Linked DNA regions of Homo sapiens: region 1 is linked to region 2. Evidence: read pairs that join two places in POLR2A ChIA-PET (ENCODE). Cell type or tissue: Panc1. All regions are shown on one strand. Links, peaks and the distances in the headings refer to the core of each region. The heading gives the core; the rest is flanking DNA.

What was found. ChIA-PET counts read pairs that join two places held together with the same protein. Peaks named below come from ENCODE experiments on the same cell type or tissue, not always from the same donor. Only the 100,000 strongest peaks of a DNase experiment are listed, where the experiment ranks them.
Region 1: POLR2A ChIA-PET joins it to region 2 with 20 read pairs; 5 of 35 experiments call an interaction of 5 or more read pairs at or near these places.

The regions. Positions count from the first base shown.
Region 1 is chr1:86,930,054-86,938,403 of GRCh38, forward strand. All of the region lies in intron 1 of HS2ST1 (heparan sulfate 2-O-sulfotransferase 1), which reads left to right. Among named protein-coding and RNA genes, the nearest start is that of HS2ST1, 20 kb to the left of the region's middle. In Panc1, for the core only: no CTCF peak of the experiment used is centred there; no DNase peak of the experiment used is centred there; H3K4me3 peaks cover 1,167 bases; H3K27ac peaks cover 1,920 bases.
Region 2 is chr1:86,714,351-86,722,666 of GRCh38, forward strand. It overlaps SH3GLB1 (SH3 domain containing GRB2 like, endophilin B1), which reads left to right. Exons shown (of 9, transcript NM_016009.5): 2 at 1,374-1,515; 3 at 5,157-5,285; 4 at 8,190-8,316. Among named protein-coding and RNA genes, the nearest start is that of SH3GLB1, 14 kb to the left of the region's middle. In Panc1, for the core only: no CTCF peak of the experiment used is centred there; no DNase peak of the experiment used is centred there.

The DNA of each region.
Region 1 (8,350 bases), core at 275-8,274, 220 kb after region 2:
ATGGTGGACTATGAGAGGTAAACTGTGTTGTGATCACCTCTTTTATCATATATATTGCTGCTACTTTTTTTCAGGAATTATAGCATTATTCTTAAGTACAGGTCAGCCTTACTGTTGAATTTAACATGTAGCTGTTGTGTACAATTTGAAGAGTAGAGCAGTGATTTCATTTGCGTATTATAATGTTTTATGTTTATGGATATCTTTAAAATTTTTCCTAATTAGCAGTGAAAACATTTTGAAAGAAATGCTGGATTTGTTGGAAGCTCAGCTTGCATTTTAGCTATACCTTTAAAACTTTAAAAAATTCATTTCTTAATGACTTTACCAATCTAGAATTGAGAAAGACAGAATGGAGAAACAACATGAACCTTTTACATTTCACCTAACCTTCCTCTATCCCCACATGAAGCGTAATACCCCATAGGTGGAAACTGTCTTAAATTTTATTTTGTTTCCAAAAACTTAAGCATACGTTAGTCTGGGCTTTTGGGAGTTATCTTGTAGAATAAGATTATTAAAGGACCTTACCATTTTCTAAGTAGATTTTATCCTAAATTTATAATTGCATTGGAAAAGTGGGCTTTTTAAAAAAATTTAACCAATGTCATATGACACCATCCTCCCCTATTCCTCCCACCCTGAGTTACCAGTTTAATTTGAAAACTTTGAATTTCCCACATATCCAAGTATGCAAGATTTTGCATTGTCCTCACATAAATGAACAAATCTTCAAAGCACGAAAAGTTGAGTATTTGTTTTATGTGCTCTTCATCTAGGTGCTTGTAGTAATGTTGGCACTTACAGGAGAAATTAAGAGATGAGGCAGAGAGGTGAAGAAAGGAGTCTTTAAAATAAGTGATTAAATTTTGGGCATTTATAGTATGTTGTGTGAGTACTTTTTGAAAATGACTAGTTAGTGGGGGAAAGTAACATTTCTACCTTTAAAAAGAATGTTCTTTGAAATGAGAAGTAGTTTTAAAAGTTACTTAAATAAGAATGGTAGGTTATTTTAGTTACAATCTCACAAAAATGATGTTGTAGTATGTGACGTGAAATATAGTAGGTTTTGAGAGTTTTGACTATGTACATGACGTTGAATGTAGTCAAAAGTTGGCAATGTAATTTTTAAATTGAATTGTATTATACATTATTTCACATTTATTATTCAGTTTAATTCTACCTTGTCCTGAAAAAGAGTTGAAGAGATACACAGATGTGTTTGTGTAATGCGGAATGGGTAAAAAGGCAAATGAGGTAGGAAAATAAGTCAAAGTAAAGTATTTGTATGGATATTAAATAACTTATTTTAATTTTGTAGCCCATTTTTTTTGTTTTGTTTTTGTGGGTAGTGAGGTATTAAAGTACCAAAAAGATCTCTATATGTAACCCTTACTTCAGATTCTGAGGTAATTTGGAGTGATAGCATTTTTGCAGCCTTTTATTTAAGGAGCCAGGAAAGCAGATTTCATACTTGCATTTTGGTCACAGAATAAAAGTGAAAGTTTTATTAAATAATAACAAGGATAGTTTGGGAAGATGAGGCATCTAGTGATAAGAATTGAGTTAGGATTTTGTGCCGTACATGATTTATGATAAAGCTTTTCTTACTATGATACTAAAGGCTTTGATTGTAAGTTCAAGTAGTTTTCAATGCAGAATCCATCAGTGTGGAACCTTATATAATGATTGTTGAGCACATTTTGACATAATTTAACATCATGTTATTGCTTATTTAGAAAAAAATGCTTAATACCAGTAATCTTTTTATTTCTTCTATCAAGTATATTTTGTTTCTGAGAGGATTAAAAATAACACGGTGCATTGAAGTGATATTTCTTGGTGGTTTTTAATTTAAGAAAATCTGATAAAGTAGTTTATAACTTTTCTTTCTTCTTTTTGTAGAGACAAGGTCTTGCTTTCTTGCCTAAGCTGGTCTTGAACTCCTGCCCTTTAATGATCCTCCCATCTTAGCCTCCCAAAGTGTTGGGATTACAAGCATGAGCCACTGTGCACAGCTAGATAGCTAAGAGAAATATGGATTAAGTTGAGTATTATAAGTTATGGTTTTCAAATATGATTTAAAATAAATATTGTTAGACTAACATTAAGGGCTAAAGTGAAATTACCAAAGCACGTATTAAAGACAAATTTGGGGCGATATCACATGTTCTCACATATGTGAGAGCTAAAAAAATTTGATCACATGAGAGTAGAGAGTAAAAAGATAAGAGACTGGGAAAGGTGAGTGTTGGGGAGAATGAAGAGAAGTGGGTTAAAGGGTACAAACATGCAGACAGACGGAATAAATTTAATGTTATAATTCTCCTGGTTGTTCATGATATACCATGTACCATTTCATATAATTCATGTAATATACCCTCTTATTTTATAGGCAAAGCAACAGCAGCCTAAGTCTTGCTGGGGGATAAAAATATTTCTGAATAAATAAAGTGATACATAAATCATATAACTTTGATTTTAGGCTAGGGTCATGATCAAATACATTGATTTGTTATTTGTAAAATTAAAATTACTGATTTAATAAATAGTGGTACCTGTCTTTTTCTCTGTCTGTATTAGAACAGCATTAGTAATAGGAAGCAAGCAGGATAGTCACTAAAAGCACATGCAGTGTCAGAAATAAGAAGTGGGATCTCTTTTCAAGGGGAGGAGACAGAAGAAGGCAGGAGAAGTACAGCAATCCAGGTTAGGTTATTGTGGTAAACCTGTCTTTCTCAGAAGCTTCTGAGCACAATTCTGAAGAAGGTAACATAATTATAATGTGCTCGTAAAATAATGGGGCAAAAAAATATTCTTCAAAGTAGTTACCTTGAGGAAGTTATACATTAGAAAATATAATTGCTAAAATATTTTGAAATTCTTTATGAAATTGGTTTCAGAACCTTTTAAAACTGCAAGATCATTTTTGTAGCCATAGATTAAAATTATAATTAAAATTTTTAAATTGTAAAAGTAATTATAGAATATTTAGAGAACATGAAAAGTAACGCTTTTTTCACATACTAATAAAACCATTGTTCTTTGCAAAGTTTTTTCATATGGATTCTTTAGATAAAACTTATTTTAATCTACTCAGGTGTAGATTTTTTGGTGTTTATCCCTCTTGAGTTCTTTGAGCTTCATGGATCTGTAGTTTGGTGTCTGTCAGTTTTGGAGAATTAACCACCATTATTCACATATTTCTTCTGTTTCTTTTCTCCTGATATTCTCATTATCCATAGTTACACCTTTTGTAATTGTCCAACAGTTCTTAAATATTCTGTTACTTTTTAAAAAAATTCTTTTTGCCTTTCAGTTTGGGAAGTTTCTATCAACGTATCTTCAAGTTCACTGATTGTTTTCTCTGCTGTGTCTAGTCTGCTGTTGAATCCGTCAAAGCATTCTTCATTTCTGTTACTGATTTTTGTTATTTCCATTTCAGTTTGTCTTAGAGTTTCCATGTCTCTGCCTACAGTGGGCATCAGTTTTTGAATGTCGTGTAGTTTTTTCCATTAAAGCCCTTAGCACATTAATTATAGTTACTAAATTCTCACAGTGATGATTCCAAAATCTCTGCCATATATGAGTCTGGTTTTGATGCCCGCGTTGTCTTTTCAGACTCTGTTTTTTGCCTTTAGCATGCCTTGTAATTTTTTTTTTTTTTTTTGATAAGCTGGATGTGACATAAGGGGTAAAAAGAACTGAGATAAACAGGCCTTTAGTGTGGCCTAGAGGCCTATCTGGCTAGGAGTTAGGCTGTGTTTACTGTTTGATGTAGCTTTGGTGTCAGAGATTAAAATTTCCTCTCGTGTAACTGCTTTTGTCTCCTTTGTTGTCTTTGGGTTTCCCTAATAACTCCTTCATAAGTAGGTTCCGAGGCTTGTAGTTATTTAAGCTGTAAGTCCCTGTTATTACACAGGAGCCCTATTGATGTGGTGTGTGTGTGTGTAAAAGTGTTCTATAATCTTATGATTAGCTCTTAGTGAGCCTGTGTCTTTGGACTGTGACCTTCATGAGTGCTTTTTAGCTCCTGCAACCTTTACCTCCCAATACTTAAGTGAGAAAGTAGGAAGGCTGGGAGGCGGCTGGAGTTTTGTATTTCTCTTCCCACAAGTTGGTTAGTTGGTGGATAACAAACTGGAATGTGAAACCTCGGATGAGGGGAGGCTACTGTAGTTTCTTTTGAGGACAGGTCTTTGTTATTGAGAACAGAGATCGCTGGGCAATTTCAGAATGGTTATTTTTTCTCTCCTATTGGAAGCTAGAGGGAATTTTTCTTTGATCTTCACTTGTGAATCTCTGATGGGGCACCTGGAGGTAAAACTCAGGAAAGTTTCCTCTGTCTCTCCCCCAGCCAGACTGCCCATCCCCTGAGCTTTTAATTCTCAAGCTAGTCCACGTTGAACCTCCAGCAATTTACATTACAGTGTTCCTATGGATACTGGCTCCAGCTGTTTGTTTCTCTTGCTGGGGTTTGTGATACCCGTAGCTGTGGTTTTCTGTAGTCACATCTCTCTCCAGTTTTGGGAGCAGCAGTTTGCCCTGAACCTCAATTCTCTATTGGGTCTAAGAAGAGTTAACTGATTTTCGGCCGGGCACGGTGGCTCACGCCAGTAATCCCAGCACTTTGGGAGGCCGAGGTGGGCGGATCACCAGGTCAGGAGATCCAGAATATCCTGGCTAACATGGTGAAACACTGTCTCTACTAAAAATACAAAAAAATTAGCTGGGCGTGGTGGCGGGCACCTGTATTCCCAGCTACTTGGGAGACAGAGCCAGGAGAATGGCGTGAACCTGGGAGGCGGAGCTTGCAGTGAGCCGAGATCCTGCCACTGCATTCCTGCCTGGGCGACAAAGCCAGACTCCATCCCAAAAAAAAAAAAAAAAAAAAAAAAAGAGTTACTGATTTTCAGTTTGTTCGGCTTTCTGGTTGTGAGGATGGGAGTGATGACTTCCAAGCTCTGTCCACATCAGACCAGAAATCCTTAATGATATTTCCTTTTCTGTACCTTTTTGACTGTTTCGTTCTTTAGTCTATCTGGAATTTAGCTGTGTAGGGATGCAGGGAATAGGATATGTGTCTAGACCTTCTGATTATGCTACTTTGTCTAATAGTTCTTGTGTTAGGATTATACTATTTTAAATTTTTATAGCATTAAATTCTTTAGTATCTGGTAGGGCTAATCTTGCTTTACTTTCCTATTTATTGTTGCATATGAACCTCAGAATTGTTAAGTCATTAAAAAAAAGAAGTAGAATTATAAATAGAACTGCTTAAAATTAGTAATATAATTAGAATGATAGTGTTATGATGTTTGGACTTCTCTGGAAATTTATTTCTCTTTGTTGACTCAGATCTTCTTTTATGTTTTGGAGGTTTTGTAATTTTCTTTTTCTCCTTTTTTTTTTTTTTTTTTTTTTTTTGAGATAGAGGCTTGCTCTGTTGCCCAGGCTAGTGTGCAGTGGCACAATCTCGGCTCACTGCAACCACTGTCTCCAGGGTGTAAGTGATTCTCGTGTCTCAGCCTCTTGAGTAGCTGAGATTCCAGGCGTGCACCACCACTCCCAGCTTATTTTTTATATGTTTAGTAGAGATGGGGTTTTGCCGTGTTGACCAGGCTAGTCTCAAACTCCTGGCCTCAAGTGATCTGCGCACCTCGGCCTCCTAAAGTGCTGGAATTACAGGCGTGAGCCACCACACATGGCCTCATAATTTTCTTTGTCTCATTTACAGAAGTTTCTTGTGAGGTGTATTTTCTGCATTTTTAAAGCCTTTTTATTTTGAAATAATCTTTAATTCACATGAAAGTTGCGCAGATAGTACAGAATTCATGTGTATCCTTCACCCAGTTTTCCCCATCATGACAGCTTATGAAACCGTAATACAATTATCAAACACAGGAAATCGATGGTGGTATGATACTATTAATTAAACTATAGACCTTATTTAGATTTTACCAGTTTTTACCTGTACTTTTTTTGTCATATGTATAGTTTTGCTATTATTATTGCAATGGCTTTCTACTACATTTCTCTCTGTCTCTTTGCCTCCTTCCCTGCCTTCTGAAGAGTAAAAATGGTGTTAATTTTCAGAAGCTGCTTTGCTAATAGATTTTAAATTCTGAGTTTTTAGTTGCTTTCATTGAATGTTTTTTAAATTTTTAAATTATTTTTAAATTTTTTCTCTTCTTTTCAAAGGTACTGATCATTGAATTTTTAGGGATGTAATTTTCTCATTTGCTAAAAATGTTATTTTTGTTTCTATAACATGTCATTGCATTGGCTAGGCTAGATTTCCAAATTATACTTTTTGTGCCTAATTTTTGTATAATAGTCCTCGAGTTTCCCTTTAAGAGAAAAATTAGCTACTGTGTACATTATTAGTTGATTTCTCTAATATCTGACATTAAAATTAATCATTGATATGCAATGAATGCTTTACCAAGTTTCAGGAGTTATAATCATTTCAAATAAATCATGTAATTTAACCCTTACAACCTCCTAAGATAGGTGTCAATATTATTCCTGTTTACAGGTGAGTAAATTCAGTTGGGTTAAATGATTTATTTGTTCAAGGTCACATAGTTTAGGTAAGAAGCTCAAACCTGAGTTTTAGGTTTCTTACTCATTTTGCATTTAACCGTTCTTTTATATTCTCTTCTATTGCAATAGAAAAGATCAATTGTAAACTATTCAGATGAATTTCATTCTACAGCATACGTTTATTCCATGGAACTGGCATTCCAGAATGGAGTGAATTAGGGCATGGTGGCTCAGGCCTGTAATCCCAGCACTTTGGGAGGCTGAGGTGGGCGGATCACGTGAGGTCAGGAGCTTGAGACCAGCCTGGCCAACATGGTGAAACCCCGTCTCTACTAAAAAAAAAAAAAAAAAAAAAATTAGCCGGGCATGGTGTTGCATGCCTGTAGTCCCAGCTACTTGGTAGGCTGAGGCAGGACAATCGCTTGAACCCGGGAGGTGGAGGTTGCAGTAAGCTGAGATCACGCTACTGCACTCCAGCCTGGGCAACAGAGCAAGACTCTGTCTCCAAAAAAAAACAAAAAGAATGGAGTGAATTAATTTCATAAAGAAAATTCAGGTTAAACACTATTTGCAAACTGATATTCCCGAATTTAAATAGACTTATCAAAATTGTATGTTTATATTTTAAAGGATCAAAATACTGAGCCTGCACCTTCCTCCCTCCTTCCTTCCAGAGGTATTAATTAAGTATAGCCCCTATTGAGAACCTAAATATGTCAAAATTTACCTAGGTGGATATGGAATTAAGTGTGGGAATACAAGGAAATTAATATTTTATATTTAAATATGAAGGACAATGTATAGTTAGCTTTTTGAAGAACATCAAATATTAACTTTTCTATCATGCAAGTTGTATGCATTCTTTCTTATTTGTGATAACTTTAAGATGATGTCAAAGTTTCACTGTGACTTAAGAGTGAGTAAATTATAAAACAGTAGAATCATTTATTTGAAAGAGGCCTTGGTTTTACTCAGCTTCCTTCCCATTGTGGGAATGCCTTCCTCTCCTACATTTTTTCAGCATCTTATTTGGGAGAAAAGGTTTAATTTTTTATTCCTAGCTGCAGTCTTTAACAGTTTTCTTAAAATATTTATTCTTTTCAGATTGCCTTTCCTTCTACCTTATATATATATAAAATCCCTTTCTAATCTGAGCTAATCAGTCTTTTTTTTTCTTTTTTTTCTGGTAGCTATATTGATTTCTTTAGGTACCTTTATCTTCTGCATTGGCATTCGTTGGTACCTTCTCTTCCACCTGTCCTACTCTTATTTCAGTAATTTAGATGAGGTAAAATTTGTAAAAATCACACTTGCGCTTACAGATCTTAACTATATAATAAAACTTTAAAAATGCATTATATTTTTGTCATTGCCCTTTATTACATGTGTACTCAGACAATAATCATTGTCTGATATTTAACTAGAGCATGTGTTTAGCATGAATACCTAGCACTGTTCTATTACTGTAACATTCATATTCTGAAATCCTCTGGAAGGAAACAGTAAGATTATATGTTGATTTCTTCTTATTTAAGGAAAGATTCATTGGTTGAACATGGTTTTATGTTTTGTGTTTGGAGATGGACTGTATTTAGAGACATCTCTTTTTCCCCCAGAAGTTCTGTTTTAAATTAATGAGAAATTGGGTGAACTTATTTTCTTGCTGAGGTACACAGCTTGAAGTTTTGGAAGTAAAGTATACATAGTCTTTTCTATATGGGAATGGTGGAATTTTCTAGACTTGATTAAAGTACTGTTGTTTAATTTTTTAATGAGAACCTTCTTTCCCAATACTTACAATGTC
Region 2 (8,316 bases), core at 1-8,000:
CCCAGTCCTCCAGCTACACTGCAAGTTTATGGGCTTAGGCAATAGCTTTGTAACTGCTATTTTTGGTTCTACCCACTAGGTCAGGGGCTGGCTATAGACCATTCTCAAAAAGACCCAAGGCTTTACAAAAGCTATTTAAGCTGTTATTTCTAGCCCCTAAACAGGAGCCTCAGTGGAGATTGTAACCAGAAGTCTAAGAATAGAATTCTAGAGGATCCTTCAGCTTAAGGTGTTGATAATAACCTGAAAGTATTAAACCAAGAAGAAGGATGCTGAAAGAAACAATAAAACTCAGAAAATAGAGTAGCAAACGAGATTTTTGAGAAACGAAAGGAGAGAAAGGCAAGGTGAACACTGTTTTGTCAGCCAGAAGTGAGTCATTACTGAGCACAGAATTAATGCTAGTGATATACCTGTGTTAAGATGGGAGGAAGCCACATATTCTAGAGGAAAATGATGCATGATAAACAGCTTGAGTCATCACCTCTAATGTTTAATTAAAAGTATCCAGAAGGCTGTAGATCTACACAGAATCTTTTTACTGCTTTATTATTATATAGGCAGTGCTACCTTTTCTCAAATACCAGTATATTCAATAATAAAAATTGATTCATTGAGTACGTTTAACCACATTTTATGACCTTTAAAAGATGTCTTCATAGTATGAATAGGATATGTTCCAAAAGTTAGTCTATAAATAAATTGCTGGAACATATCCTCAGCAGCTTAAATGACAGGTTTTATGGTATGTTCTGGGAAACTATTTATCTAACTAGGTGTGATTAAAGTGCTAATAAGACATAAACCACAATAAACATTAACAGCTCTTTCAAAACTTAATAATTACAAGGCACCAAACAAAGTGATTTGCATACACAATCATACTTAATCCCCCAAACACTATAAAATATGTATTGTCTCTCTTTTATAATAGAGGGTACTAAAGAAAAAATATTCAATACATTGCTCAGCTCACACAGCAAGGAACAAAGTTAAGATTTGAATTCAGATTCAACTGACTCAAAGCTCTTACTCTTTACCGTTATCCTAGTCTACCTAGGATAGGTAGTTGAAATAGTTGCATGCTTTATATACCAAGAAGTATACTTAGGTTTTCTGTAGAATTCACACCATACATTTTAGCAGAACTAAGGGTATGTGATGACTGTAAGGTAGGGTCATCCACAAAAGAAGTATGGATAAATTACCATAGGAGCAAAAAAAAGTATTCATAAGCAATGGCTTACAAAGCTGGAGCATGGTTATTTGTATGTTTAGGATTGTTTAGCTTTGAATTTGCTTTTTACTTATTGATATGGTTCCCTAAAATTTATTTGCAGTATATTTAATTTTTGTTTTACAATCAATAACAGTTCACAGAAGAAAAGCTTGGCCAGGCTGAGAAGACAGAATTGGATGCTCACTTAGAGAACCTCCTTAGCAAAGCTGAATGTACCAAAATATGGACAGAAAAAATAATGAAACAAACTGAAGTGTTATTGCAGCCAAATCCAAGTAAGAAACTCTACCTCTTGTGTACCTTAAGTACTATTAGTGGGTTTTTAAATGTTAAAAAAAAAAGTTTTAATGGCCATCTGAAAACATAGGATTTTTTTATTGTAGCTTCAAGGTCAGTGGGTTTTTTTGTGTGTGCTTTTGTGAAGAGGAAGTGATAAACAGCTATGTACCTAACCAATTTTAAAATGATATTTTTCAGTCTTTTATAGAATCCTTGTAAAAAATCTCAATTTTAGGCAGTGACTTTGAATTTTAATTTATGAGCAGCTGTGTATATAAATATGTTTTCCTTTTTCATCTAGGGAAGAATTGTCCCTAGATAATTAAGACAAAGTTATATAGTTGCTTAAGTAGGTACCATTTTTTATGTTTAAGTTTTTGGTGTGTTTTTTTGTTTGTTTGTTTGTTTGTTTGTTTGTTTTTTGAGACAGAGTCTCGCCCTGTCGCCCATGCTGGAGTGCAATGGTGTGATCTTGGCTCACTGCAACCTCCACCTCCCAGGTTGAAGCAATTCTTCTGCCTCAGCCTCCCAAGTAGCTGGGATTACAGGCATGTGCCACCACGCCCAGCTAATTTTTTTTTGTGTGTGTGTCTTTAGTAGAGATAGGGTTTCACCATGTTGTCCAGCCTAGTCTCGAACTCCTGACCTCGTGATCCACCTGCCTCGGCCTCCCAAAGTACTGGGATGACAGCCATAAGCCACTGCGCCCCGCCTATGTTTAAGTTTTACATTTTCACATAAATTATTTCATTTCATCTTCAGACAACTATGAGATTTTCAGATAAGTCAACTCAATAATCTTGCAGTTAAGGTGCATAATTGTTTAGTGAATGAAACTCATGAGTTAGCATCTTGTCAAATGTAGCATAGCTAATTAGAAGTGGAAATTGGACTAGAACCGGGTGTATGAACATCCAGTCTTTTCACTGTGAGCTTTGCATATCAAAACTGAAGAACAAAGGTACAATGTATGCTTTCCTTCTTTTTTCCCCAACTTGTTTGGGACCAAGTTGTGATATGACATATGCTTACTTTTAGATACTAACTTAAACTTCAAGCACTATATAAATATTAGCAGTTCTCTATCATTTTAGTTAAATAGTAGTGACTTTTTAAATACACCTTTTGGTTGAAAAACTTAACTGTTGAGTTCTGTGCTCAGTACCTGGGTAACAGGTTCATGTGTACCCCAAACTTCAGCATCATTCAGTATACCCAGGTAGCAAATCTGCATGTGTACTCCTTGAACTAAAATAAAAGTTGGAAATAAAATAAGCTTTTTGCACTTTGAGTGAGTCCTAATGTCTTTGGACACCATGTAATATTTTTTATTCATTTAAGGCCATTTAAATTCTACACTCTGGCACTTTTATTAAAAGTAATAGACATTTTTCCCCTTGTTCTAAACATATTTTTCTGAATGGGAAATAAGCTCATTCACAACTGGTAAACAGGGAAATAAAATACAATTTCCTCCTGCCCCTGTTTTGTGCCAGGAAGTCGTAATAATTGTTTTTGTTTTTTGTTTGTGCTGTGGTTTTTTTGTTTTGTTTTGTTTTGTTTTGTTTGAGACAGAGTCTTGCTGTGTCACCCAGGCTGGAGTGCAGTGGTGTGATCTTGGTTCACTGCAACCTCCACCTCCTGGGTTCAAGCGATTTTCCTGCCTCTGCCTGCTGAGAGTAGCTGGGATTACAGGTGTCCACCACCATACCCGGCTAATTTTTGTATTTTTAGTAGAGACAGGGTTTCTCCATGTTGGCCAGGCTGGTCTCGAACTCCCGACCTCAGGTAATCTGCCCGCCTCAGCCTCCCAAAGCGCTGGGATTACACGTGTGAGCCACCATGCCCAGCCTGTGCTCTGGTTATTAAGTTACATAGGTTTTGAGCAGCCAAACCTAACACTCCTTTTCTTGTAATTCCTATGTTGTTTTCAATGTATGATCTTCTGGAAATGGGTTTTTCAAAAATACGTTATGCAGAAATACATATTACATTGTAGCAGAGTTGCCTGCATATTTAAGATTTTATTATAACCTATTGAAATTAAACATTTATTAGTATTCCAAATATTTTATTAACTGAACGAAGTCAGCATAAGATTCCATTTTAAACTTTTGGCCAGATAGGTGGAAAAGCAGTCAAAATTAAGAATCAGAGTCAAAACACAAAGCTGTTTTTTTTTTTTTTTGAGACAGAGTCTCACTCTTTCACCTGGGCTGGAGTGCAGTGGCACAATCTCTGCTTACTGCAAGATCTGCCTCCTGGGTTCAAGTGATTGTCCTGCCTCAGCTTCCCGAGTAGTTGGGATTACAGGCATGCGCTACCACACCTAGCTAATTTTTGTATTTTTTTTTTTAGTAGAGACGGGGTTTCACCATGTCAGCCAGGCTGGTCTCAAACTCCTGACATCAAGTGGTCTACCTGCCTTGGCCTCCCAAAGTGCTGGGATTACAGGCATGTACCACCACACCGGGCCAAAATGAAGTTCTGAAATTTAACTAGTATCTTCTAAATGGTTATGTTTTAAAAAGCTCTTTTTGGTTTTAACTATTTAAAGGTATTTAATTTCTGCTTTAAAACTTCTGATTTTGTACTAGAATCTACCACAAAAGCAAGTATCATTGCTATACTCTATTTTATGTATTATAACTAAGCCTTTTACCAACTCCTGAAATGTTTCTGTTACTGGTTCAGCTCATTTTTTAAATTTTCAGTGCACTGTGTGAAACTTCCGCATGCGTAGGAATCTATGTGAGGTACTTAGAGGGAACCTATTTGACTTAGCTTCAATTTATGCTTAATCGTTGTTTCTGGAAACTTAAGCCATTTTTTCACTTGTCCTGAAATACCTCTAGGTTGGACAGCATTGTAAATGTTAATATCTTTGGTCTTAAGCATTTTGCTAACCAAGTGTTTATTCAGCTTTTGTTTTTTTCCCCTTTCCATTTATTCTAATGTTCTATTATTGCTTTAACCTTTCGTATTTTAAACTTATTTTTAATGATGAAATCTTTTGAGTGAATGCATGCTCAGAGATATACTTGTATACTTTAAACATAAACTAAAGCCAAGGCATCATATTGCTGATCTGTCTGTAGACTATTCCAAGCCTGGATTGTTCTATGCCTTAAGCGCCTGTGTCTATATTTAGACTCTAGGCAAGAAAAAGAGAGAGCAAATGCTCATGCTAAAGCTGTCAGATGTAAGTCTTTGGTTCTTCCAGGTACTTTATATCTGTATTTTCCTAGCCAGAAATCCTGATTTTGAAATTATGAATGTACATTCAGAGTAAAAATTAGAGTTAAAATGCTACAAACAGGGCAAAGACACCTTCAATAAATATTAAGTGAATTAATCAGTCCTTTTCTGGAACTTAAAATCTTGTAGAATACTCAAATAATAATTTTATTTTATTTTAAAATGCTTTTGTGCCAAGATATTTTATCAAATTTCTAAAATATAATTTTTTAGTTATATAATAGTCTAACATAAAATTTAAAAAATTATTTATTAAGATATGTGCTTGAATGAATGCTAACTTTAGGAGATGATAAATGGCTGCTGATGGGGGAAAAAAACAATCTTCTAATTAGTTTTGCTTTTTAGAAATCATTGGTAATTTTAACCTTTCTCCTAGATGCCAGGATAGAAGAATTTGTTTATGAGAAACTGGATAGAAAAGCTCCAAGTCGTATAAACAACCCAGAACTTTTGGGACAATATATGATTGATGCAGGGACTGAGTTTGGCCCAGGAACAGCTTATGGTAAGTGAAATGCAAAAAGTTCTAATAAGGGATATCTTTATGTTTAGATTTATTAGAGATGTCATTAACATATTAGTAGGCCGGGTGCAGTGGCTCACACCTGTAATCCCAGCACTTTGGGTGGTTGAGGTGGGCGGATCATGAGGTCAGGAGATCGAGACTATCCTGGCTAACATGGTGAAACCCCGTCTCTACTAAAAATAACAAAAAATTAGCTGGGTGTGGTGGCAGACACCTGTAGTCCCAGCTACTTGGGAGGCTGAGGCAGGAGAATGGCGTGAACCTTGGACGTGGAGCTTGCAGTGAGCCAAGATCACACCACTGCACTCCAGCCTGGGCCACAGAACGAGACTCTGTCTCAAAAAAAAAAAAAAAAAAAAAACATAGTAGTAGAATTGGTTTTAACTTCAAATTTATGTTAAAAATTTTTGATGAAGTGAGAAATATAGGCAAATATATACAGTTAAATGTAATATTTAATATATTCAAGCATATATTTAGTTATTCAGAGAATTCACATCTTTTTTAGTTCTAAAAAGTTTAATGAATTCTTCACTTGTTCTCCCAGTGATCTTACAATACCTATGTTATAATACTTGTGATATTGCAATTATTGTTTGCATATGTCTCTTCATTTTTAAAAAAGCTTTCTTAGGGCTTATTTTATGTTAAAGGTACTTGGCACGTAGTTCTTGAACAAATCAGTGCTTTTGTTATAATTTTGCAGTAATGTCAGTAACCAAAAAATATTAACAATTGTTATCTCTGGATATTTGGATTACATTTCATTTCTGTTTTTCTCTTATGTATTTCAAATTTTCTATAGCCGTGGTTTAGTTACACTCGCTTTATTAGTTGCTGTACAGACTTTAAATGTATAGCCCTGAAGCTCAAAGTTACATACACATCTTTATTGTCACTCTAATTTTCTCATAACATGAGACTGTTACAGATTTCAGTAGCTTCTTTTCCTGTTGTTTATGTCTAATAATAATTCTCTTTATACATCTGCAAGATACTGGTCTTTGGATATGAAATGGTAGGTAGATTAAATTAATTTCTACACATAGTTCTGATTTACAGAATGGTTTATAAATTCTAGGATTAAATGAATTTTAAGCTTTAGTAGTTATCTTTATGTCAGAAAGAAATAACCTAAATATTGTTGAATGCCACTAATCCATTGACAGGCTTTTTTAGGTACACAACTTTGAAACTTCTACATTGTGTTCTTCAAAATCTAATTTTTAAGTTTGAAAATGCTTAGAACTTCAAAATAAAATTATTTCTGAATTTTACTGTTAATTTTTAGAAAAATGTTATACATTAAACAGATGTTTTATTGCCTACTTGTGCCAAGCTCAGTTAGATGCTGGGATCATAAAGGTATGTGAAAGGAACCCAGCAGCCCCTTCCTTCACCAGGCTGAAGAAGGTTTTAGCAGAGCATGAACATTAGTAAAGGCTTCTAGATTTTCTTCCCTTTTAAATCTGCTTAATCTGTTTGCACCTCTAGTAATTCTAGTGAATGTACCCTGGTTATTAGAATTGGGCTTTGTGAACCTATTACCTTATTAGTAATTAATACTAAAAATTGAGTATCACAGGCATGGGCTAAGCATTATATAGTATATATATTTACATATTAATTCTCATTTATATCCTGCTTTTAAGATAAATTATATTACCTTCATTTTAAAGACAAGGAAACAGGTTTGGAGAAGTTAAATAATTAATCCACAGTCACAGCTAGTATAGTAATTCAAATGAAGATCTGTCTGTATCCAGTGACGGAGCTCTTAACTACTATCTGTATTACCTTCCTTATCAGTCAGATCAAAGCTTATCCTAACATGAAGGGATTAAGATCCTTAGAGCTAAAGCTTATTAGAAGTAAAACTAGGAGTGGAACCCTGATCTTGGGGCTTCCTTTCTTTCTACTCTACTTTGTACTGTACTTGCCCTATTTAAGTATCAGAGTATATGTATTGCAAAAGCATGGATTTTTTAACTTAAGATATCACTATGAACTATTACTTATAGATACTTCAGATGATAACTGCAAGGATGTAGAAACAGGACAAATTGTGACTTGATCTCTTGGAAGCATTATACTTTTATAAGTATAACCACAGTCACCCCTCGATATCCATGGGGGATTGGATCCAGGCCCGCCACCCTGAGGATACCAAAATCCATGGATACTCAGGTGTCATATAAAATGGCATAGTGTTTGCATATAACCTATGCACATCCTCCCTCGTACTTTAAATCATCTGAATGTAAATGCTGTGTAAATAGTTGTTATGCTGTATTTTTTAGGAAATAATGACAAGGGAGAAAAGTCTGTACATGTTCAGTACAGAGGCAACCATCTTTTTTTTTTTTTTTTTTTTTTAATAGTGACAGGCCCTGCTGTGTTGCCCAGGCTGGCCTTAAACTCCTGGGCTCAAACGATCCTCCTCCCTCAGCTTTGGAGTAGCTGGGACTGCAGACATATGCCACCACTGTGCCTGGCTCCTCAGCCATCCTTTTTTTTTTTTTTCTGAATGTTTTTGATCGTGGTTGGTTGAATCCATGGATGCAGAACCCATAGATACAGAGGGCCGACTGTGACCGTAAATATTTTGGGGTATATTTGCCCTCTTTAGTCCCATTGGTAGAATTGGTACAATTATCTATGCTACAATAGGAAGTTCATCTTTGTCTCCTTCATTTAGACACATACTCTTAAATTTACTTTTAAAATAAAACTACCTTAATTACAGTTAATTCTATTTGGTTTTACTTTAGCAAGCAAGTTACAGCTAACTTTTAAACAGACCAAATTGCTGATTTATCTTTACATGATTTTATTTTCTGGTATTACCAGACAATGATTTTTAAAAACATTTTTCCTTTGCAGGTAATGCCCTTATTAAATGTGGAGAAACCCAAAAAAGAATTGGAACAGCAGACAGAGAACTGATTCAAACGTCAGCCTTAAATTTTCTTACTCCTTTAAGAAACTTTATAGAAGGAGATTACAAAAC